Linked DNA regions of Homo sapiens: all the other regions are linked to region 5. The links are chromatin loops, found by intact Hi-C in ENCODE. Cell type or tissue: mammary epithelial cell. All regions are shown on one strand. Region 1 overlaps TANGO6 (transport and golgi organization 6 homolog). Region 2 overlaps TANGO6 (transport and golgi organization 6 homolog). Region 3 overlaps TANGO6 (transport and golgi organization 6 homolog). Region 4 overlaps TANGO6 (transport and golgi organization 6 homolog). Region 5 holds the start of HAS3 (hyaluronan synthase 3).

Region 1 (5,000 bases), 200 kb after region 5:
GCAATGGCGCAATCTCGGCTCACTGCAACCTCCACCTCCTGGGTTCAAGTGATTCTCCTGCCTCAGCCTCCTGAGTAGCTGGGATTACAGGTGCCCGCCACCACGCCTGGCTAATTTTTGTATTTTTAGTAGAGACAGGGTTTCACCATGTTGGCCAGGCTGGTCTCAAACTCCTGACCTCGTGATCCACCCACCTCAGCCTCTTCCAAAGTGCTGTGATTACAGGCGTGAGCCACTGCGCCCAGCCCCAATTTTATTTTATTTTTTTTTGAGACACAGTTCCACTCTTGTTGCCCAGACTGGAGTGCAATGGCACAATCTCGGCCCACCGCAACCTCTGCCTCCCAGGTTCAAGCAATTCTCCTGCCTCAGCCTCCCAAGTAGCTGGGAATACAGGCATGCGCCACCATGCCACCACGCCCGGCTAATTTTGTATTTTTAGTAGAGACGGGGTTTCTCCATGTTGGTCAGGCTGGTCTCAAACTCTTGACCTCAGGTGATCCGCCCGTCTCGGCCTCCCAAAATGCTGGGATTACAGGCATGAGCCACTGCGCCTGGCCTTTTTTAAGAAATGGAGTCTCGCTATGTTGCCCAGGCTGGTCTTGAACTCCTGGCCTCAAGCAATCCTCACACCTTGGCCTTCCAAAGTGCTGGGATTACCAGTATGAACCACCATACCCAGCTCAAGATACTATATTATTATACCATATTATCATATAAACAAATACAAAGGCATTGAAGATGCACTAAAAAGCAAAACACTAAAATAATGTGAACAGAAAATAAGATACTAGTTGACTTTTGTTTTCCTCTTTATGTGTTTTTTGTATTGTACAAAGAATATGTGTTATTTCAGTGACCAATGACATAAAATTTTTTCAGACTAAGTTGAGAAAAAAAAGATAGATGTTTCTTCATCTCATTGAAAAGTACAATTACTAATTTGGCAGCCCATCTCATCAGGCAGTATGTCTCAATGTGCCAGTTCACTAAGAACATGGACTTCATATTCCTCTAATAGAATGAATAACCTACATATTTAGCTTAGGATATTTCCTGTATTATCCCAGAATCTTCCAGAGTCCTTCAGATCAGTCATGTTTTCTCCACAACATTCTATGTTAAAGGAAAAGCCAAAATGGATAAACGTCCCTTCTAAGCTTCTGTGAGCCATTTTAATTGTGAAAATGAAGTACTGTATTCAAATACTCCTAAAACAACACGACGTTAGCCTGGCATGGTGGCGCGCACCTGTAGTCCCAGCTACTTGGCAGGCTGAGACAAGAGAATTGCTTGAACCCAGGAGGCAGAGGTTGCAGTGAGCCAAGATCATGCCATTGCACTCCAGTCTGAGCGACAGAGCAACACTCAGCACCAAAAAACAAAACAAAACAAAACAAAAACACATGACAATTATCTTAAGAAGCACTACTTTAGTCACGCTTTAAAATTCAACAATAAAGAGTAAATTCCAAACAATTATATTTAATTCCAGAAAAGTAAAAACTCTGGATCTAAAGATATAAAATCCAAGCTGCTCTTATAGAGTTTCTTTAAATAAACTTCTTTTTTTTTTTTTGAGACAGAGTCTCACTCTGTCACCTAGGCTGAAGTGCAGTGGCGCAATCTTGGCTTACTGCAACCTTCATCTCCTGGGTTCGAGTGACAGTCCTGCCTCAGCCTCCTGAGTAGCTGTGACTACAGGCGCCAGCCACCACAACCGGCTAATTTTTATATTTTTAGTAGAGATGGGGTTTCACCATGTTGGCCAGGCTGGTCTTGAACTCCTGACCTCAAGTGATCTACCCACCTCGGCCTCCCAAAGTGCTGGGATTACAGGTGTGAGCCACCACGCCTGGTCCTTCTTTTTTTTTTTTTTTTTTTTGAGATGGTCTCGCCCTGTTGCCCAGGCTGGAGTGCAGTGGTACGATCCCAGCTCACTGTAACTTCCACCTCCTGATTCAAGCAATTCTTTTGCCTCAGCCTCACAAGTAGCTAGGCCTACAGGCATGCACTACCATGCCTGGCTAATTTTTGTATTTTTAATAGAGATGGGGTTTCACCATGTTGGCCAGGCTGGTCTCAAACTCCTAACCTCAGGTGATCCACCCGCCTCAGCCTCCTAAAGTGCTGGGATTACAGGTGTGAGCCACCGTGCCTGGCCAAAAACATCTTCTTGATAACTGTTGCTGGGCAGAATAGCAGCTTGCGTTTGTACTGATAATTCTGTTTGCAATCTATGTGTTTTTCTATTTTCCTCAAGTCCATCAAACTGAAGGGGTGTTTTACAACTTTACCAAGTTAACCATGAATATATAATTATATTTCAACACTTCAACAAACAGCAGCACTTTGAATGTGATGTGAAATCCAAACAGGATAGCAGTCACCCATGAATGTTACATGGACTATGACCAACAGGAATTTACGTTCTGAGGTAATAACATTAGATCATCCAGAAAGTGGAAATAATTTAAAATATGCAATTGTGAGATGCTGGAGAAATAAATGATCCATTCCACTAATATTTATTAAGCACTTTCTAATCAATCCCTATGAGAAACAAATTTCCATCATAAAATTACCATAAAAGATAGCTATTAGACAATTTCCCTCAGGAATAAGTCTGACTATAAACACACACATATACCATTTTGAGAGTCAGAAAGATAATTGGATTATTATGGTGTTAAGGGTGAACATGTGTCTGCCCTTTACTCTGATTAACTGGCAAAGATGGTGGAGTAAGTGGGCTTGTTGTGATGCAGAGCTGTGAGGCTCCAGTAAATTGCACCAACTATTAGCAGGCATCTTAGGAAAAAACCTGGAGGATTATTTAAGGCTCACGTTTCATTTAGAGAATATAAATAGCAGGCACCTGAGCCACTTGAGTTTCTGGTTTCTTTTCTATCAGCGCCCCTTAGTGGTTGAATCACTGAATGGCCTTTTGGGCGGAACTAAATCTGAAGAGAACAGTAACGGATGGGTGGACTCACCTAATGGCCTCTTTGATGGTAATCATAATGCCACCTTGAGTGGCAACTCTAAACTGACACAGAGAATGGAGAGAGGGCACAGCTTTGTCCAACCCTGCAAATCCTTTCAGGCTGGCAATTGCCTTCTTCCTTTCCAGCTTCCCCAGAATCCATAATAAGATTTCTTGGCAAAGTGACCTGGCAGAAAAAGCAGTTATGAATGAGCTTGTCATCTTACTCCATGCATCTAACAAGCTAACATAAAAAAAGAAAGAAAGGCTGTCAGGTTCCACTGCATTTTAAATGCTGGCACAATCTCCTAGTACTACTGAAATGCAGGAATGGAAAGTATGCTTCTTGTGAATTTCAGAATGCAAATATCCTGAAATTCAATGAGTGACTGACTAATCCTTGGCTCTGGCAGCAACCCTGATTTGCCACATGAGCCCCACGTGATTTTTTTTTTTTTTTTTTTTGGTAATTCCAAGTGTACTACTGCCTTTGCATCAGGCACTGTCAAAGAAAGTATACACGGATAAAAATCATCTACTCTCAGCAAGACCAACAGCTGGAGACCAAGAAACAGCATACCAACAAAATATTGCTGATTCCTCAACCCCTTTCATCTGTGCCAATCAACTAGAAGAGGAACTAAATCATCGTTCACATGTTCCTTGTCAGTCTCTGATGAGAACATGACAGTGCTGTGAGGACTTGAGTTTTAAAACAAAAACAAGAGGCCAGGTGCGGTGGCTCACGCCTGTAATCCCAGCATTTTGTGAGGCTGAGGTGGGTGGATCACCTGAGGTCAGGAGTTCGAGACCAGGCTGGCCACATGGTGAAACACTGTCTCTACTAAAACTACAAAAATTAGCCGGGCATGGTGGAAGGTGCCTATAAGCCCAGCTACCCAGGAGGCTGAGGCAGGAGAATCGCCTGAACTCAGGAGGCAGAGGTTGCAGTGAGCCGAGATCGCACCACTGCACCCCAGTCTGGGCAACAGAGCGAGACTCCGTCTCAAAAAAAACAAAAACAAGAGTTATTTTGTGGACTGTCCCTTGAAACCAAGTTCACAGATGTACAGCCTCCCTCTTCCAATGCATTCTCTCTTGTCGTTGCCATTGCAGCTGTGGGATACAAGGATGTGCTGACTCAAGCTGAAGAGCCAGGGGAACTATGTAAGCTTTGAATAGTACAAAAGATGGTGTTTTCCTTCACCACTTAGCAATGGTGATAATGATAGCTACCATTTATTGAGCTTACTATTTGCCGGGGACTGTACTAAACACATTAATGCATATTTAGTCTTCACAATAACTCTGTGAAGAAGGTACTATTATTGCATATTGGATTACATGTGAGGATCTCCAAACACCAAAAATCGTAATTCTATAGGACTTGAGATAAGATAACTCTTACCTGGAGGAAGAAACAACATAAATTACTGTGAAAATAGAGCTGATACAAAATGAATCCTACTTAAATTCTACGACAAAGGAGTATTTTCTGGATGACTAAGAAATCCCTTCTATCTAAACAACACACTGCATCACCAACACCAAATCCTAGGCTAAATTACAAAGTGCCACATTCAGATCTAGATTTCCCAAATGTGTTTTCTAACTCCCCACAAGGTCATTATGATCCATCCCCTATTTCCTTCTTCCTAGACATGTAATTGCAGTATTTCTCACTGATCGAAAAGTGGCATGTTTACACATGTAAACAGAGATTTTGTCTTTGAGATTTAGGACAGAGGCTGAGGAAAGTCATTCTAAAAACTGTATCCAATGCCCTGTGATCTGCAAAATTCTTGTTCTCTTCTAGATGAGCAAAATAGGAAGATCCCAGTGTTTTCCTGACTTTGAAAGGAAATGATAATTTCAAAGTGGCAAATATAAATTCAAAATAAGAACAAAAACAACATGCAAAAAAGACGTCACAATTTATAAACAAATAAGGGTCCCTTGATTGTTTACCTTATGTGAGACACACTCTGCTTAGTAAAACAGTAGAGAAGAAAAA
Region 2 (5,000 bases), 190 kb after region 5:
ACTTGTAAATTAACTTAAAATGGATCACGGACTGCAATGCAAAATACAAAATTATAAACTCCTCGAAGATAACATGAAAAATCTAGATGATCTTGGGTATGGTGATGACTTTTCAGATACAACACCAAAGGCACAATCCGTGAAAGAAAGTAATGATAAGCTGGACTTCACTGAAGTTAAAAATTCCTGCTCTGCGAAAGACACTGTCAAGAGAATACAAAGAGAAGCCACAGACTGGGAGAAAATATTCATCCACAACAGTCTGACAAGAGACTGTTTTCCAAAATTTACAGAGAACTCTTAAAGCTCAATAATAAGAAAACCTGGGTTGAGCACGGTGGCTCACGCCTGTAATCCCAGCACTTTGGGAGGCTGAGGTGGGTAGATCACTTGAGGTTAGGAGTCGAGACCAGCCTGGCCAACATGGTGAACCCTGTCTCTACCAAAAAATTATCTGGGCATGGTGGCACACCTGTGGTCTCAGCTACTCGGGAGGCTGAGGTGGAAGAATCGCTTGAACCAGGAAGTGGAGGTTGCAGTGAGCTGAGATAGCACCACTACACTCCAGCCTGGGCAACGGAGTGAGATCCTATCTCAAAAAAAAAAAAAAAAAATTAGCCAGGCATAGTGGCAAGTGCCTATAGTCCCAGCTACTCAGGAGACTGAGGTGGGAGGACTGCTTGAGCCCAGGAGGTCAAGGCTGCAGTAAGCCATGATGGTGTCACTGCACTCCAGCCTGTGTGACAGAGAGAGATCCTATCTTGAAAAGAAAAGAGCCCAATTAAAAATGAGCAAAAGTCCTGAACCGACATCTCACCAAAGAAAATATACAGACGGCAAAAAAGCATATGAAAAGATGCTCCACATCCTATGTCACTGGAGAACTGGAAATGAAAGCACTGGTGATATACTGTTACACACCTAATAGAATGGCCAAAATCCAGAGAACTGATTTCACCAGGAATGCTGGTGAGGATGGAGATCAACAGGAGCTCTCTCATTCATTCATTGCTGCTGGGAATGCAAAATGGTACAGCCACTTAGGCAGACAGTTTGGCAGTTTCTTACAAAACTAAACATACTTTCACCATACAGTCTAGCCATTGCTTGCCTTGATATTTATCCAAATGAGTTGAAAACTTATGTCCACACAAAAACCTGCACATGGTTGTTTATAGCAGCTCTAGTCATAATTGTTAAAACTTGGAAGTAACCAAGATGTCCTTCAGTAGGTGAATGCATCAATAAACTGTGATACATCCAAACAATGGAAAAACAGCACCAAAAAATGGGCAATCAAGCTATGAAAAGACATGGAGGAAACTCGAATGCATATTACTAAGGGAAAGAAGCCAAGCTGAAAAGGCCACATGCTGTATGATTTCACCCATATTACATTTTGGAAAAGGCAAAACTATGGAGACAGTAAAAAGATCAAGGGTTGCCGGGGTGAGGAGAGAGGGAGAACAGAACAGGTGGAGCATAGAGGATTTTTAGGGTGGTGAAACTATTCTGTATGATACCATCATGGTAGATACAGGGCATTGCAAATTTGTCCAAATCCATAGGCTGTACAACACCAAGAGTGAGCCCTAGTGTAAACTATGGACGTTGGGTGGTGATGTGTCAATGTAGACTGATCAGCTGCAAAAAATGCATCACTCTGGTGGGAGATGGTGACAATGGAGGAGGCTATGTTGTGTGAGTGCAGGGAGTGTAAGGGAAATCTCTGTCTCTTCTGTTCAATTTTGTTGTGAATCTAAAACTGCTCTAAAAAAAAACTCTTTATAAAAAATGACCTGTTACTTTCTGACTATGTCAGAGGGTCCTGGATCTGCTTCTCAAAAGGAGGTTTCCTCCTCAGGGATTCCTGCCCTGACTCACTCCCGACATTTTGACAGTCTAATTCTAGTAAGTAAAGAATGGAGGGGTAGTGTTCAGTTTCATCTAGAAGCCAGTGTCTTCGAGCCATCTGTGCAAATGATTGACAGTAGTGATCCCCAACCCTTTTGGCACCAGGGACCGGTTTCATGGAAGACAATTTTTCCACACACTGGGGTTGGCAGGGGCGGGAGGGGGAGAGGGGCGGGGAATGGTTTCAGGATGAAACTGTTCCACCTCAGATCATCAGGTGTTAGTTAGATTCTCATAAGGACTGCGCAACCTAGATCCCTCGCATGCACGGTTCACAACAGGGTTTGTGCTCCTATGAGAATCTAATGCTGCTGCTGATCTGACAGGAGGCGGCGCTCAGGTGGTAAAGCTCACTTGGGCGCTGCTCACCTCCAGTTATGCGGCCTGGTTCCTAACAGGCCACAGAACAGTACCAGTCCGTGGCCTGGGGGTTGGAGACCCCTGATCTAGAGTCTTTTTTTAAGTATTAAATATTTGAAAGGATTAAGACTGTTCCTAGACAAGATTTTATATAGCATTTGGCTAACAACTAAGCTTTAAATAGAATTAATTTGGTCAGCATCATTTTCAATGCATTTGGATTAATCAACTTAAGTAAAAACACCTTTGAATAAATGACAGCACACAAATACACATGCATGCACACACACATGCATACTTAGGATTAATGACTCAAAAGAGAGAAATCATTTTAGAAATGGAAAGGCTGAGAAGGTCATAATAAGCCTCCAAATAACATGCAAGCTTGCATGTTTAATTCTCTGGACAAATCACATGCTGTGCTAGAATCTTTATTGCAAGCTTAAAGTCAGGAGAATGGCTTGTTAACACTTGTCTTCTGAAGCAACGCAGGAAACTAGAAAGGTTATTAAAAGTTCCACTTACTGAAATGAACAATGCTGTTTAAGGCAGTTTTCACCACCTCCTCCATCCCTAAGATTTTATTCATACTAGAAGATAAGGACACTAGCGCTTTCTAGAGAAACTAGGTAGAAACTGTTTCTACTATCTTGGGCCAACTATGTTGCCTCCAGGGAGTCTTCTAAAGCACTCCTTAGCTGGGCACAGTGGCTAACGCCTGTAACCTAATACTTTGGGAGGCCAAGGCAGGAGATCACTTTAGGCCAGGAGTTCAAGACTAGCCTGGCAACAAAGTGAGACCCTGTCTCTAGAAAAAATTAAAAAATTAGCCAGGCACAGTGGCACACATCTGTAGTCCTGGCTACCCAGGAAGCTGAGGTGGGAGGATTGCATGAGCCAAGGAGTTCAAGTTTGCAGTGAGCTGTGATTTAGCCATTGCACTCCAGCCTGGGCAACAAAGAGTGAGACCCTGTCTCTAACAACAGTAACAAAAAATATATAAAGCATTCCTAAATTACTCAACTAGGACTATTTAGCCTTCCAACTTTTTCTAAATTCCTCTCCACTTTTTTTTTTTTTTTTTTTGAGACAGAGTTTAGCTCTGTCGCCCAGGCTGGAGTGCAGTGGTGTGATCTTGGCTCACTGTGACCTCCACCTCCCGGGTTCAAGCAATACTCCTGCCTCAGCCTCCCGAGTAGCCTCCCAAAGTGCTGGGATAACAAGCATAAGCCACTGCGCCCATCCTCCACTATCTATATGTGTGTGTGTGTGTGTGTGTGTGTGTGTGTGTGTGTGTGTGTAGATATCAAAACAAGTAGTATGATCCTATTACTAAAATAGACACTTTCTATGTTTGTATGTATGTTTAAAAAAAAAAAAACCCAGGGAACTGTTAACTGTAAAGAGATAGCCAACAATCATTGCCATCTATGAAGTAGCCTTTCTGCCAAACATTCTTTGTGTTAACCCCAAAACCCCCTACCCATTTGGACAGCAGCTCCTCCCCCTACTATACATTTCCTGTGATTTTGGTGGGGCTTCCAGCCACAAGAATAGGTGTGTGACTGAAGCCTGTTCTAAAATTTATATATGTTGTGGACAGTGGGGACAGACCTTTACTTTTTACTTAAAACTTCTTATAAATGTACATAATTTTAAAAGCCAAATATTCCTGAAAGCTTATAGTGAAAAATAGCAGTGCCCGACATCATTTCTTCCCATCTGATTCAGGCTCTACAGAAGCAACCACTTTTAGTTTGGTTTAATAATAAACTGTTTAGTTTGTTAATAACATTAAGTCCAGGCGCGGTGGGTCATGCCTGTAATCCCAGCACTTTGGGAGGCCAAGGCAGGCAGATCACCTGAGGTCGGGAGTTTGAGACCAGCCTGACCAGCATGGAGAAACACCATCTCTACTAAAAATACAAAAATTAGCCGGGCATGGTTGCAGGCACCTGTAATCCCAGCTACTCTGGAGGCTGAGGCAGGAAAATCGCTTGAACCAGGGAGGCAGAGGTTGCGGTAAGCCGAGATCACGCCATTGCACTGCAGCCTGGGCAACAAGAGCAAAACTCTGTCTCAAAAATAATAATAATATTAAACATTCACTATTTACCAAGCACAATTCTGAACATGTTACAGGTATTAACACATTTAATCCTCACAGTAGTCCTATGGGGGCGTCTAAACCTGCTGCCAAGACTCTGACACCTGAGTGGAAGGGGTGGAGGCCTCATTGTTGAGGATGCAGACTTCAATTTATACCTCCTATTTTTCAGTTCTCCTCTCCCACCCAGTTCAGAGTCCCTTGGGCTCAACATCTCTTAAGAGTAAACCTCCAGTCTTTCGCTGGGAAGTGGAGGTGGTTGTACAAAGGGAAGAAACGAATGAAGGGATTTACTGAATCCTATACAGCCTTTCAAACTGTTTTAAGCTCTAAATTCAACTCCATTTTTAGAGCTTATCTGGTGCTTCCTGTCCATCCAGGGTTCTGCAGTAAAAAGGAGCCTGCTCCTTTTTTTCTTATTTTTCTTTTCAAAAAAAAAATTTAGGCTGGGCACAGTGGCTTACGTCTCTAATCCCAGCACTTTGGGAGGCCAAGGTGGGTGGATCACCTGAGGTCAGGAGTTTGAGACCAGCCTGGCCAACATGGTGAAACCCCATCTCTACTAAAAATACAAAAATTAGCCAGGCATGGTGTCAGGTGCCTATAATCCTAGCTACTC
Region 3 (5,000 bases), 110 kb after region 5:
ATGTGAAAATCTGAATGAGTATTCTAATTCTGGGCATGACCTCATATTAGCTTGGTTACAACTGCCCAGTTCATGAAAAGCCTTCTTATTTAGTTTACTTGAGATAATTTCACTTATTTTGCTTTACTACTGTGGAATATATTGTCATTGTACTCTTTGTGTAGGAATGCAGGATAAGCCTACTCAACATTTTCTTAAATTGAACACTTAGGAATCTTCCAGATTATACCTTCTGTTGAGACTCAGTTATGAATGGCCCTCACCATACCAACACTTTCTCATTGAGCTCCTCTCTACCTTGAATACAAGAGACCCTAATAATTAGGTAAGAATATCATTGCCCCTGTTCAGCCTGAAGAAGTTACAGAAGATGGATCTTCATCCCTTTACAACCCTTAGGATTAAGGGTGCCCTTGTAAAAGGGAGGGAGGAAATATGTCAGAGGTGTTCTAACCAGAGTGACTCCATCTTGAATAGGTGCTAGATGAGGATGAGACCTGCTGGGCTGCATTCCCAGGAGGTTAGGCATTCTTAGTCACAGGATGAGATAAGAGGTCAGTGGGACTGGTTTCACAAGATACAGGTCACAAAGACCCCACTGATAAAATGAGATGTGGTAAAGAAGCCGGCTAAAACCCACCAAAAAGAAAATGGTAATGAAAGTGACCTCTGGTCATCCTCACTGCTCATTATACACTGATTATAATGCATTAGCATGCTAAAAGAAACTCCCACCAGTACCATGACAGTCTATAAATGCCATAGCAATGTCCAGACATTACCCTATGTGGTCTAAAAAGGAGAGGAATCCTTAGTTCCAGAACTCCCCAATCCTTTACTGGAAAACTCATGAATAATCCATCCCTGTTCAGAATACAATCAAGAAATAACCGTAAGTATAGTCAGTCAAGTAGTCTGTGCTGCTGCTCTGCCTATGGAGTAGCCATCCTTTTATTCCTTTACTTTTCTTAATAAATTTGATCTCACTTTACTCTGTTGGCTCACTCTTGAATTCCTTCCTCAGTGAAGCCAAGAACCCTCATGGCCGCCTAGGCTGAACCCCAATTTTGGGATTCACCCTGTGACACTTAAACACAGTGGGCCATTTGGTCCAATATTCCACAGTTTCCATGTATAGCTGCATCAAATCACATTTGACAAACATTAACCCACAGATGTTAAGATCTTATGCCAGAAGTTAAAAACCTTTGTGCTCCAACCTTTTTGTTTCGCCCAATCCAAATCTCTTTTGTTCTTTATTTCATTTCCTCTATGGACCAGGTTGAAGTAGAGATGAAGAACTGGAGTCTTTTTCTGTGTATCTTTGAATTTTAATCTTCTTTCCAGGCTCCAGGATCTCAATTAGAGTGTTTAAATCCTCCCTGTAATCTAACTAGTTGAAGTATGCTCTTCCTTTCTCCAGGACTGTACTCTGTGTACTTTCGGTTTGATATTAAATATTTTGGGGAGAAAAAAGGTAAAAGCATAAAATGGTCAAAGGATGCAATACATATTTGACCTCCTTAAATCAGTTACTGAAAAAAGGGATCCAGAAAAACTACTTTTCCTCCTGTCTTGGATGCCATTTACTTGGGTACTAAAGTATATGGATCTCTAGGGATGACACCCTGGAGAGCCACATGCCCTCAGCAGAAACATCTTGTTGATCCAGTCAATGAGGAAACAGGAGACAAAATATAGATCTGACTCTGTTCATGTGCCCCTTTTTTGTGCTCGCTAACATCTACTCTTTTTTCCCTGCATTTCAGGGCCTAGAACTCTACCTCACTACTGTTAAGAAATACAATAGAAGAATCACTGGTTTCTTGTAACATTTCATGAATACAATTTATTGCCACATGTGAGCCAGAGTCGACACAGTTTACAATTTCTGTCAAGGTCCAAAGGAAATTAGATTGACATGGCAGATCCTGACAGGCAGGATTTCCTCTCCAAAAGCCATTTAGAGAATTAAATAATTTAAATGCAATTAATTTTTGATGAAATTCATCATTAAAAAATTCGTAGGTAAATTTTGATCTATTAACAACAGTTACTTTTCAGCCTTGAATTTCCCCTGCAGCTCTGGGGAAATCATCTCTGTTCTGACTTCAGTTTCCCTCCTCACATAGCCCTTTATGAACAGAAGAGGGATCTTAGTCAATATAATGTACGCAGCTACAGTGCAGCCCAGACATAAAATGCTGTGGGATAAAACAATGCTGTGTGCATTTGTAAGCCTCTTTATCTGCAAAATACTTATATGTCTATTATCTTGTTTGAACCTCACAAGAATCTGAGATAGGTAGAACAAAATATTATTAACCCTGTATCACAAATAAGAAAGTAAAATTTAGAAGGGGCTCATCCCTTTTAAGTCCTAAAACAAAGGACTAAAATGCAGCCAACTGATTGCCCCACATCTCTGACATTTCAAGGTCCTTGCAATTTTCATCTTTCTTTGTTTAACTTCGTAAGGCATGGGTAGAAGAGAAGCCAGTGACTTAGTCTTAAAATGGTGCATAAATAACAGGGTACAATGGAAATAAGTTCCAGCATGGGCAAACACCAGAATTGGCACTGAGTAGTCTTGGTTAAGGGCTGGAATCCTATTCATTCTAGTCTGGAGAGGAGAAAAAATTCCCCTCTTCTTTCCCACTTTCAAAAGTGGAAAGAACGGAACACTTCCGATTTCCTAACCATAAAGGATGACTGATAATGGCCTTGTGAAAGCTGTTAAAGCCCTATATGGATGCACATATTAGAGCACTGCAGAGTGTTGGAGCCAAAGCCATCTTCTGGTCTTGATGAGGCTTGCCAGGCACACAGGTCACAATAGTCACTGGGCAAAAATGCTGGGTAGTCCCTGGATAGATTTCCCCCTACTGGTGTCTACATGTCAGGACCCATTTTTCTCCCTAAGGCTAATTGTTGATCTGCTGCTTTCTTCATTCATTTCCTCTGTAAGGTAATATAACCAAGAGGTGACCCTGAACTAGGAGTGGGTTAGAAAAGATTTCAGGGGCTCTTAAGCTTTCCCTTTCCAGTCACACACAGACCACACAAGTAGGAATGATTTAGATGCAAATTATAAGTAAATAGACTTTGACAGGCTTAGATTGGGACCATGAGAAGATCCCTGTGGGACAACTTATTAAACAAAAAGAAACTTGATAGTGGAACTATTGTTGGTGTAAGTAACCTACCAAGAATGTTTTAAAGAGACAGAGAGATCTTCTTATCTTCAAATTCTTCTTCTATTAGCAAATTGTATTGCCTCAGATTATATTTAATCATTCAAACTTTATTCCTTTGCATTAAATAGTCTCCTTATTGAAAATACAAAATAAGCTGGGTGCCGTGGCTTATTCCTGTAATCCCAACATTTTGGGAGGCTGAGGCGGGAGAATTGCTTGAGCCCAGGAGTTTGAGATCAGCGTGGGCAACATGGTGAAACCCCATCTCTACAAAAAAAAAATTTTTTTTTTTAAATTAGCTGGACGTGGTGGTGTGCGCCTATGGTCCCAGCTACTTGGGAGGCTCAAGTGGGAGGATTGTTTGAGCCCAGGAGGTAGAGACTGCAGTGAGCCATGATAGTGCCACTGCACTCCAGCCTGGGTAACAGAGCAAGAACCAGTCTTTAAAAAAAAAAAAAAATCCCAGGAATGGCCACACAATAGGAGGCTGCCATCACCTCTTAGCAAATATTAGTATATCTGCTACCTGCTTCTTATAGGCTGGGAAAGAATAAGAGAAAGATTTGAAGGTAGGGCAATGTCTGAAATTTGATTACTTTCTAGAGATGGTCAAACCTGGGTAAGGACCTGTAGAGGGAAGTTTTAAATGGGAGAGGGGAAGAAAAAAAGAGGTAAGTGAGGGGCACTGAAAAAAGGCACAGAGGCCCTACTTTACACTTAGACTTGCAAAAGGATGTTTTCTTTCTGTTTCTTCAGAAAACAGAGTGATGTGCAAATAAAATCCATAAATAAATATCTTTCAGAGTAAAACAATGTACAGGAAATGCTTTGTATTACTGGATTTTTGGCAACTCAATGAACTAAAATAACACAGAAACATAGACAATTTGAAACAGGAGATGCCAGGACTTCTATAGTTACGTATTAACTAGATTACTCATTCCATCTCAACAGCTCATTGAACTCCAAGATTGGCTTAATCAGTGCATAAGCTTTCAGTTTACACAAAGTTACCCTATGAGGAAAATCTACAATAACTGACTCTACCCTAGTGTGTTACCAACAAGACAAACAGATTGGTTCTCCTGAAAAGTGTGCTCCAGACAGTAAGTGCCTCCAGAAACTTCCTTGAAGGGTGAAATTAAAACAAAGTCCAGAAATGTAATAATCAGGAAGGAAAAATTCTAGGTTTGTGGTAACTTATTTTAAAAACTGAAAGAAGAAAAAAATCCTAGATATTTTAAATGACGGAGACTGTCTTTACAATTCTGTAATCATGAAAGTATTAAAACTATTCCAGTGATTTAATTAATTTAATTAGATATATAAAAGTTCAAACTCATTAAAGCATGACCAAGAGTTGGTTAGCCTCGTAATATTGACAAACACAAATCAGGAAGCCTGTGGATTGAGACTATAACTTCATGTTTAAATTATTAACAGATCATCCATCCCTCAAGTGCTATGAATCAATTCCTACTATATCAAGCCATGGAGAGGAAAATTAAGTAACATTGTCTTCCTACAAGGAACACTGTATTTCAGTTACACTGTTGGTTTACTCTCTTGCAAGTCCGTAAGTCAAAATGAATGCAAAAATCTATTTCAAAACTTGCAGAGAGAAAATCAGGTGCTTCATTATTCTGTGTTCTTTCTCATACATATATTGAATTAGAATCCAAATGAATGCTTTAATTTATTCTGAATTAGAATAGTGAGATGAGAAGACAAAAGTATGAAGACACTGAAAATAAAAATAACAGCAGAATAAAATGCTGAAACATCTAAGCATAATTATGTTGT
Region 4 (5,000 bases), 260 kb after region 5:
TTCCTGGCTCTAATCCTTCAAAAAGTCTGAAAGCAATGACAATTTCTTTTTCCTTTTCATTTTTTTTTTTGAGACAGGGTCTCACTCTGTCACCCAGGCTGGAGTGCAGTGGTATAATCATAGTCCATTGCACCCTCAAACTCCGGGGCTCAGCTGACCCTCCTATCTTAGCCTCCAAAGCATCGGGGACCACAGGCATGTGCCATCATGCCCAGCTAATTTCTGTATTTTGTTTTTTTTAATTTCTGTATTTTTTGTAGAGACAGTGTTTTACTATGTAGCCCAGGGTAGTCTTGAACTCCTGGGCTCAAGCAATCTGCCCACTTCAGCCTCCCAAAATGCTGCGATTACAGGTATGAGCCACCACATCCAGCCAATGATAATTTCTTTTTTTTTGGGACAGGGTCTCACTTTGTCGCCCAGGCTGGAGTGTAGTTGCACAGTCTCGGCTCACTGCCACCTCCGCCTCAGGGGCTCAAGCAGTTCTCCTGCCTCAGCCTCCAAGTAGCTAGGATTACAGGAGCCCACCATAGCACTCGGCTAATTTTTGTATTTTTAGTAGAGACAGGGTTTCGCCATGTTGGTCAAGCTGGTCTCGAACTCCTGATCTCAAGTGATCCACCCACCTCGGCCTCCCAAAGTGCTGGGATTATAGGCGTTAGCCACTGCACTCGGCCCATAATTTCAATAGCAATGAATATCCTGTGTCCGCATTGCGGTTGCTAAATACCACTTCTCCTTAGAGAGAGTTGTTTTCAAAAATGGGGCAGGAAATACCTCAGATGAGCCTGGGATATCTTCTGCTTGAGAGCAAGGAGTCGATCAAAGACTATCATGGTCATGTCAAAAACCCCAAGAGCCAGTCGGAAATGGTTCCCAGAGGCCAAAAATGGGAAATTTGATTAAGAACAAGGAATACAATAATTGAAACATCAAATACATAAAATCTATGATTCATAATACAACAAAAAAGATCACTTCATTGGTTACCTTTGGAGGTTGCTAAGACACTAATTTATTATTCTGAAAATTGGTCAATAAAGGAACAGAATGATTCTAACTATATTAAAATATATTCGTGTTTATATGCACAGAAAAGGGTCTCAAAGTTTTAATACCTTGAGGTTTTAATAGTGGTGATCTCTGGGTGATAGGGTTAGAGGTAGGATTTTTCTTTTTACCTAATTATAGTTTCAATTGTTTTTTTACAATAAATATGTATTGTCTCTGCACTAGAAGTTATTTTAGGGTTATAAAACAGTATGTGGCATATGAGATCATTTTTGTAAAAAGGAAAAATAATACGCTCTGAATTGCTAATAGTGGTACCCTCTGGGTAGTGAAATTAAGGTAATTTTAATTTTCTTCTTTTTGGTTTCTCTATATTTAAAAAATCTTTGCTATAATATTTTTTATAGAAGTAAAAACATTACTTCTATTTTTAAAAAAGAATAAAAGGAAAGCTGTCACAGTGACATCCCTGTAGTCCCAGCTAGCTGGGAGGCTGAGGTAGAAGCATCACCCGAGCCCAGAAGTTTGAGGCTGCAGTGTACTATGATCACTTCTGTGAATAGTCACTGTACTCCCGGCTGGGCAACACAGGGAGACCCTGTCTCTATTTAAAAGAGAGAGAGAGAAACAGAGAGAGAGAGAGAAACAATAACATCCTTCAAAAATAATGAGAACAGAAGTGTAAGAAATTTGCAATAGTTTTTTTTTTTTTTTTTTTTGTGATGGAGTCTCACTCTGTCACCCAGGCTGGAGTGCAGTGGTACGATCTCAGCTTACTGCAACCTCTGCCTCCTGGGTTCAAGCGATTCTCCTGCCTCAGCCTCCCGAGTAGCTGGGACTACCGGCGCATGCCACCACGCCCAGCTAATTTTTGTATTTTTAGTAGAGACGGGGTTTCGCCATGTTGGCCAGGCTGGTCTCGAACTCCTGACCTCGGGAGATCCACCCGCCATGGCCTCCCAAAGTGCTAGGATTACAGGTGTGAGCTACCGCGCTCAGCCTGCAATATTCTTCTAGGACTTTCCAGGACAAGTGTTCTGACCCACTGGCATGAATATCTGGTTCCTTTGGCTAATGTATACCTCAAACGGAAATGAGTGTTATTTCCCTCTTGTTGCCACTAACCGTTAAGATCACTAACCAACCTCTAAATGACTTCCTGTGGCATAAGATCTTCGAACCCAAACATGGAACACAAAGAAAGTGATTTAAAACAAAAGCTCTTACTGAAGTTTTTCCAGAGCCCCTTTAATGAAGTAGTCTTCTCTGCCCTCTACTGGTGATGAAAATAACATCTACTTGGAAATAAATTGGAGGCATTTCCATAAAGTAGCAGTTCCTAGTATGCTATGGGGACCTGGCTTGCCGGGGGTTCCCAAGACCCTCTCAGGGGGTCTGCAAGGTCAAAACCATTTCATAATAATACTAGGTCATGATGTGCCTTTTAGATTCTCAAGAATGTACTATGAGGCTTATTGATATGAGTTCTGATTTCATATTGCAACAAATCTTTAATATATTACCTCTTTGGCCGGGCGCGGTGGCTCACGCCTGTAATCCCAGCACTTTGGGAGGCTGAGGTGGGCAGATCACTTGAAGTCAGGAGTTCGAGACCAGCCTGACCAACGTAGAGAAACCCCATCTCTACTAAAAATACAAAATTAGCAGGGCGTGGTGGCGCATGTCTGTAATCCCAGCTACTCCGAAGGCTGAGGCAGGAGAATCGCTTGAATCCGGGAGGCGGAGGTGGCAATGAGCCGAGATCACGCCACTGCATTCCATCCTGGGCAACAAGAGCGAAACTCCGCCACAAAAAAAAAAAAAAGGTATTACCTCTTGTTGAGTTTCTCGATACTTTTTTCCCCACACAATACATGCAGAGATTATCTTGTTGAGCTTTAGAATTGTATAAAAGACCGGACGTGGTGGCTCACATCTGTAATCCCAGCACTTCGGGAGGCCGAGGCGGGAGGATTACGAAGTCATGAGTTCCAGACCAGCCTGGCCAATATGGTGAAAACCTGTCTCTACTAAAAAAAAAAAAAAAAAAAGAAAATTAGCCAGGCACAGTGGCATGTGCCTGTTGTCCCAATTACTCGGGAGGCTGGGGCAGGAGAATTGCTTGAACCTGGGAGGCGGAGGTTGCAGTGAGCCGAGATCGCACCACTGCACTCCAGCTTGGGCGACAGAGCAAGACTCCGTCTAAAAAAAAAAAAGAAAGAATCGTATAAAAGAATGTACATAATTATTTGAAAAGGTGATTGAACTCTCCTCCCTTTTCCAGTTACATATCTATGTGAGTCTAGGTTTTCTTCATGTACTTCAGTCAAAACAACCTATCATGACAGACTGGAGAAGCAGATATGAAAATCCAGCTGACTTCTTGAGGTTGGGCATGGTGGCTCGCGCCTGTAATCCTAATCCTAGTACTCTGGGAGGTCAAGGCAGGCAGATCACCTGAGGTCAGGAGTTCGAGACTCGCCTGGCCAACATGGTGAAACGCCGTCTCTATTAAAAGTACAAAAAATTAGCCGGGCATGTGGCGCATGCCTGTAATCCCAGCTACTCGGGAGGCTGAGGTAGAAGAATCACTTGAACCTGGGAGGTGGAGGTTGCAGTGAGCTGAGATTGCGCCACTGCACTCCAGCCTGGGCAACAAGAGCGAAATTCCATCTCAAAAAATAATAAAAGTACAAAAATTAGCCAGGCATGGTGGTGGGTGCCTATAGTCCCAGCTACAAGGGAGGCTGAGGCATGAGAATTGCTCGAACCCGGGAGGTGGGGGTTCCGGTGTGTCAAGATCATGCCACTGCACTCCAGCCTGGGTGATGGAGTGAAACTCTGTCTCAAAAAAAAAACAAAAAACAAAAAACAAAATAGGGTCTTACTCTGTCACCCAAGGCCGGAGCACACTAGTGTAATCATGGTTCACCACAGCCTAGACTTGGACCTCTCAGGCTCAAGCAATCCTCCCATCTCAGCCTCCCCAGTAGCTGGGACCACAGGTGTGTAGTACCATGCCTGGCCAATTTTTTAGTTTTTTGTAGACACAGAGTATCACTATGTTGCCCAGTCTGGTCTCAAACTCCTGGGATCCTGCCTCAGCCTCCCAAAGTGCTGGGATTACAGGTATGGCCCACCTCGCCCAGCCACTACAGATATTTTTAAATTCCCTAAGCAGCTAATATGATAAAATAGTAGACAGATTCATATAATATATAAGACTACATGTACAAAATAATATAATTTCACGAACTAATTCCTCTTCAAATAGGAATGCTTGAATTTCTGTAAATTAAATGAGTACATATATGTGTACTCCACCACATACTCATAGAGATTAGAGAGTCTTCTATAAATGAAGCATAATATACATGTTTCATAACAGATGATTACTTTCAGGATTTTTGCTTATTTAAACGTGTTCTCAGTCATACAATAGAGAGTTGCAGGCCAGGTGTAGTGGCTCAGGCCTGTAATCCCAGCACTTTGGGAGGCCAAGGCAGGCAGATCACTTGAGGTCAGGAGTTCGAGACCAGCCTGGCCAACATGGCAAAACTCCGTCTCTACTAAAAAGACAAAAATTAGCTGGGCATGGTGGTGTGCACCTGTAATCCCAGCTACTCGGGAGGCTGAAGCAGGAGAATCGCTTGAACCTGGGAGGCAGAGGTTGCAGTGAGCCGAGATTGTGCCACTGCACTCCAGCCTGGGCAACAGAGTGAGACCTCATCTCAAAAAAAAAAAAAAAAAAGAGTTGCCGTTAGAAGACAAGTGACCTCTCGATTAGCAACTTAAAATTCTATTTTGCAGTCTGACTCTTAATTGAGACAATGTAGCATATTTACCATACTTTTAGTGGAAATAACCTAAATTCAAATTCTGCCACTTACTAGTCTGACATTGGGCAATTTCCAATGTACCTGAACCTTGGTCCTTCATCCGTAAAAATTGAATACAAGTAGTACCGATCCCAGGGGATCGTAATGAGG
Region 5 (5,000 bases):
GGCTGCCTGACCTTGCCCCAGTTCTCTGAGACTTGGTCTCCCCATAGCACAATGGGAGTTCTAATGGATTCCTGCCTCATGTCTCAGGTAAGTCATTTCCCTAAAAATGGAAACACTTCCGGCCCCGAAGAGCTACCCTAGTGGTGAGGGTGACTGTGGTTTCCTCCAGAGCAGGTGGGGAGGGGGATGTGAGGGAGGGGAAAGAAAAGGTGGCAAGGATGGCTGCCGGCCTTCCCATTCTGACCCACACTATCTCCTCTCTGCCACCTGCCTGATCTAGAGAACCCCATGTTCACTGAGGTCTACAGACAATGATGCCTCGCTTCCAAGCTTGCTCCAACTCTTAGGTCTCAGGAAACGGAGCCCCCAAAACAAACACACTTTCCTGTCGGGACGCCTCTCACGTAGAAGGGACGAAGAACACGCAGTCACTGCCTAAATCGACCTGAGACTCCGGCACTAGCAGCCTTCCAGCAGCGTTGGCCCGAAAAGAGCTGCTGGCAGCCTAGCCTCTCCGGGAAGCGCGGCCTCCGGGCGCTCTGCCCCACCGTCCCGGGGAGCCCGCCGTGTGCTTCCTTCACAGGACTCCCAGCCCTCCCTGTTGCCACCCTACTGCTCGCGCCTGCGGCCCAGGAGTCCCCAGGCCTGCATCCGCAGCCTAGGAGCGCCCCCATTCCCCTCCGGAGCTTACATGCTGAAGGGGCGCGGCGGGACCCCCCTGCCTGCCTGCGCTCTGGGTAGGGGAAGGGGGCGCCAAGGCCAGCCCAGCAACCTGGGCGCTGGCGCCCCGCCTCGGTGCAGTGCCGGAGGCGGCGCCCACCAGGTCAAAGCAGCCGCGAACGCACTCGCCACGCTTCTCATCCCCGCTCGAGCCTCGCCTCTTGGCAAAGGCGGCGCCGGCCACACCCACGTGCCGCTTTCCCACGACCCAACCGGGAAGGAACGGAAAACCCAAGGGATCCCAGTCGGACCAGGCCCTGCTCTTCCTGGTACCCCAGCTACCTTGGCAAAGTGTGCCTGTAGACAAAGGCGCATCCCCGGTGTAGCCGGCCCTCTCCTTCCCTGGGCGGGACCCCTCCCCCGCAGGAATTAGAGGCATTACCCAGGTTACTACCCCCACCCCCAAATAGAGGCCCCCAAAATGTCCCTCAGCCAGATACCCCACGTGCAATCAGGCGCTGGTGCAGGCTGTGGTCGAGGTTCTCCTGCCCAGACCTGGGGCGGGGGGCTGTGTCACCCCAAGCCGGCAGAGGCTGTGGGGTGATCCTACAGCCTGGACCGCCGCCTCCTCATGCCCTTCGCTCATCCACGGGAGCCCAGCCCAGGCAAACTAACGCGCACTCGGCTTTCAAGGGCACAAGGTTGGGGGCGCTCTCAAGTCCGGCTCCCAGGACTACGGAAGGAGAACCCCCAGTCAAGGACGCACGCTTCTCCATCAAGCCTCCGAAACTTTGAGGGGCTGCTGGTGTGCAGCGTCTCTCCCGCTGACAGGTGCGCCCCGCGGCAGGGCCACACGCAGCGGCATGGAAACTTGTGCGCCCAACGGGGCTCCTCCTCTTGTGCCCGGCCGCCCTCCGGGCCCCTCCAGGCCGGCCAGGGGAGGGGAGCCCACTCCCCCGGACACGTGCTGCCGCGGCCCGGCTAACCCGCAGGAACGTGGGCGCCTGGTACCTTGGTGCCCGGACAGGTGCAAACCCCCGGGAGGTCGTAGAAGGTGCGGGGGAGGGGTACCCCAGCCAGCCTGGAGCCCCGCACCGGCGTCCGCCTCCTAATTCATTCACAAAACAGGAGCCGCCGGGGAGGAGGGAGGCGAGGCTGGAAGAGGAGAGGATGCAGGAAGAAAGGGAGGAGGGGTCAGTGGGGAGGGGGCTGCAGGAACGGCCGCCGGGAAGCCCGGGGCTGCCGCCGCCCCCAACCCGCCTCCCCGCGCCGGACGCGGCGCCCGCAGGGCTGGGAGCTGGCCGGGTGCGGGGGGCTCGGCGAGAGGCACCCCTGCCACCCGGCGCGCCCCGGCCTCGGCGCAGCCCCGCGCGGCCCTCCCCTCCTGGGTGCCGGCCGGCCCGCGCTCACCGTGCCGCCGGCTGCCGCGCTCCGGAGCTCAGCAGGCCCGCGGCGGCTCCATGCCCCTCCTCCCGCTCCGCTCCGCGCCGCCGCGCGCTCCGACTGCCGCCTGCCCAGCCGAGCCGCCCTTAAGTACCCGGCGCGTGCCCGCCAGGAGAGGCGCCTCCCCCGGCCCTGGGGCCGGGAAAGTTGACCAGAGTGGGAGGGCCCCCGCGGGCGCACCCCCGACCCCGCGCGGTCCCAGGGAGCGCCACAAGCCAGCGCTCGGCGGGGACGCCTAGTCCCGGGTGGACGCGGCTCCGGCTCGCAAGACTCGCAGCCCCTGCGCCCTCTCCGAAGCTGGGTCCCCCGAGTGGGGCCGAAGGCCACGCGGCTCTGCAATCGCCCTGGGACCAGCTGCCAAGGCAAGACGGTCATTGGGCTCAACCTAGAACCTGAAGCGTCGTTAACTTTCCAGATACCACGCAGGGACTTCCAAAATTGTTACTCTCCCTCCCCGCCCCCACGCCCCGCTCTCTAACCCGCAAAACCTACTCACCCTGCAAGGAAGGCGAGCTGAGAGCACTCTTCCCCGACTTCTGCACGCGAAGGGGCAGTTCGCTGTCTAGGGGGCTCCCGAAAGCCAAGGCAGCAAAACCTTCCTGCTGGCAGGAAAGAGGCGCTGAAGAGAATTGTCAAATGTAAAAAGGCTGGTCAAAGAAGGTGTTAACAATTGTGACAGCTTAGCTTTGAATTCCGCAGTGGGGCGCTGATGACTTTAAGGCGGTTTGCAAAAGCTGCAAACGGTTTTGTAGGAACCTTGGAGGTTCCGGTGTCTTAAAGCCAAAACAATTCCTCCTCTTCTTTTTCACACCTTTATTTCCGACATCCATGACCTCCTAAATTCCCAACTGACCTTATCGACAGTAGTTTTCAGGTCCCTAAAAGATAGTGCTAGACTCGAGTAAAGTGAGATGAAGTGAGTTGGGGTGCACTGGGGTGGGGTGAGATCGAGGAGGGGGGAGAGTTGTTAGCAGAGACAAGAAGTTTAGAACCAGCTGAAGGCGATGAGTTTTTACATCTCAGGAAAACTTGAAGAGAAATTATAATTAATAACTAGTTTTTAAAAAATGAGTGGCCGGGCGCCGTGGCTCAAGCCTGTAATCTCAGCACTTTCGGCGTTACGGGCACCATGCCCGTAATCCCAGCTACTCGGGAGGCTGAGGCAGGAGAATCGCTTGAACCCCGCAGGTGGAGGTTGCAGTGAGCTGAAATCGCACCACTGCACTCCAGCTTGGGCAGCAGAGCGAGACTCCGTCTCCAAAAAAAAAAAAAAAAAAAAAAAAAAAAAAAACCAAAAAACAGAGTTTACCTGTTTTCCAAATACACCTGATATAATTTCTATCACTTCTTCCCAAGCTGCAACAAATTTATAGGCACCTGAGCTGCAGTCTATAAACTTCTCCTCTCGCAAGTTTTAGGGGCTCAGGGACTTGCCTGCCCACCATTGCTCAGTCTGGGCCACAGACCTCACACCTCAGTCCCCGCAGGCAAGCAAAGACCCCAGGCACACCTACTCCACACAATCCCATCTTACATTATTGGCCAGGCACAGTGGCTCACACCTGTAGTCCCAGCACTTTGGGAGGCTGAAGATGGAGGATCGCTTGAGGCCAGGAGTTCAAGACCAGCCTGGGCAACAAAGCGAGACTTCCCCCGTCTCTACAAAAATTAAAATTAAAAAATTAGCCAGGGCCGGGTGCAGGCTCACGCCTGTAATCCCAACACTCTGGGAGGCCGAGGTGGGCGGATCACGAGGTCAGAAGTTAGAGACCAGCCTGGCTAATATGGTGAAACCCTATCTCTACTAAAAAATACAAAAATTAGCCAGGCATGGTGGCACGTGCCTGTAGTCCCAGCCACTGGGAAGGTTGAGGCAGAAGAATCGCTTAAACCCAGGAGACAGAGGTTGCAGTGGGCCAAGATTATGCCACTGTACTCCAGCCTGGGCGACAGAGTGAGACTCCATCTCAAAAAATAAAAATAAAAAAAAAAAGAAAAAGAAAAGAAAAGAAAAAAAAAAAAAACATTAGCCAGGCATGGTGGAGTGTGCCTGTAGTCCCAGCTACTAGGGAGGCTGAGGCAGGAGAATTGCTTGAGCCCAGGAGGTCAAGGCAACAGTGAGCTATGATCGAACCACTACACTCCAGCCTGGGTAACAGAACAAGACGCTGTCTCAAAAACAAATTCCTGGACTCCAGCAGCCCTTCCGCCTCAGCCTCCCTAGGAGCTAGTCCTATAGGCATGCTATCCAGCCCAGCTGCCAATGTGTTTTGAACTTCAGATGGCCTGAGGGGCCCTACCAGAGCCATTCCTACTTACACAAAGATGGAGAAGAAGCCTTAGGTTGGTGGAGGGGAGGGCTCTAGAGTCTGCCAGTAAGCCCCAGTGTCTTCATCCCACAGATGGGATTGCTAGGCGGACTGATAGGAAGTTTGAAGAGATTGGCTGAGGGTAAGCGCTCAGCAAGTGTTAGTAAACCAGACAGCAGCATCCTTTGCCCATGCCACGGGTTCTACATGGCCATCCCTCTAGAGCACTCAGTGACAGCAAGTTCAAGGATCAGTGTTTGAATAAAAGAAAACTGCCTGGCCGGGTGTGGTGGCTCACACCTGTAATCCCAGCACTTTGGGAGGCTGAGGCGGGTGGATCACCTGAGGTCGGGAGTTTGAGACCAGCCTGGCCAACATGGTGAAACCCTGTCTCTACTAAAAATACAAAAAATTATCCAGGTGTGGTGGCAGGCGCCTGTAATCCCAGCTACCCAGGAGGCTGAGGCAGGAGAATCACTTGAACCCAGGAAGCAGAGGTTGCAGTGAGCCGAGATCGTGCCACTGCATTCCAGCCTAGGCAACAAGAGGGCAACTCCATCTCAAAAGAAAGAAAGAAAGAAAAATGTC

Evidence for each region. Peaks named below come from ENCODE experiments on the same cell type or tissue, not always from the same donor. Only the 100,000 strongest peaks of a DNase experiment are listed, where the experiment ranks them.
Region 1: it touches region 5 in a loop (9-fold over the local background); 35 of 110 quality-filtered maps call a loop at or near these places.
Region 2: a loop joins it to region 5, with 4 times the contacts of the local background. A loop is called at or near these places in 33 of 110 quality-filtered maps.
Region 3: a loop joins it to region 5, with 5 times the contacts of the local background. A loop is called at or near these places in 20 of 110 quality-filtered maps.
Region 4: a loop joins it to region 5, with 5 times the contacts of the local background. A loop is called at or near these places in 23 of 110 quality-filtered maps.

Annotation. Positions count from the first base shown.
Region 1 is chr16:68,900,501-68,905,500 of GRCh38, reverse strand. It overlaps TANGO6 (transport and golgi organization 6 homolog), which reads right to left. Exons shown (of 18, transcript NM_024562.2): 8 at 4,955-5,000; 9 at 2,997-3,173. Among named protein-coding and RNA genes, the nearest start is that of TANGO6, 59 kb to the right of the region's middle. In mammary epithelial cell, a CTCF peak has its summit at 2,927 (motif pointing left); a DNase peak (open chromatin) is centred at 2,920.
Region 2 is chr16:68,913,534-68,918,533 of GRCh38, reverse strand. The region is part of intron 11 of TANGO6 (transport and golgi organization 6 homolog); the gene reads right to left. Among named protein-coding and RNA genes, the nearest start is that of TANGO6, 73 kb to the right of the region's middle. In mammary epithelial cell, a CTCF peak has its summit at 2,902; a DNase peak (open chromatin) is centred at 2,813; H3K27ac peaks cover 462 bases.
Region 3 is chr16:68,993,234-68,998,233 of GRCh38, reverse strand. All of the region lies in intron 15 of TANGO6 (transport and golgi organization 6 homolog), which reads right to left. Among named protein-coding and RNA genes, the nearest start is that of HAS3, 110 kb to the left of the region's middle. In mammary epithelial cell, a CTCF peak has its summit at 2,862 (motif pointing left); DNase peaks (open chromatin) are centred at 2,813 and 4,153; H3K27ac peaks cover 4,191 bases.
Region 4 is chr16:68,844,730-68,849,729 of GRCh38, reverse strand. All of the region lies in intron 1 of TANGO6 (transport and golgi organization 6 homolog), which reads right to left. Among named protein-coding and RNA genes, the nearest start is that of TANGO6, 3.7 kb to the right of the region's middle. In mammary epithelial cell, a CTCF peak has its summit at 2,266 (motif pointing left); no DNase peak of the experiment used is centred here.
Region 5 is chr16:69,103,387-69,108,386 of GRCh38, reverse strand. It overlaps HAS3 (hyaluronan synthase 3), which reads right to left and starts at 2,734. Exons shown (of 4, transcript NM_001199280.2): 1 at 2,600-2,734. RefSeq lists a silencer at 2,108-2,387 and an enhancer at 2,521-3,069. In mammary epithelial cell, CTCF peaks have their summits at 1,347 and 2,802; DNase peaks (open chromatin) are centred at 2,176 and 2,796; H3K4me3 peaks cover 3,098 bases; H3K27ac peaks cover 227 bases.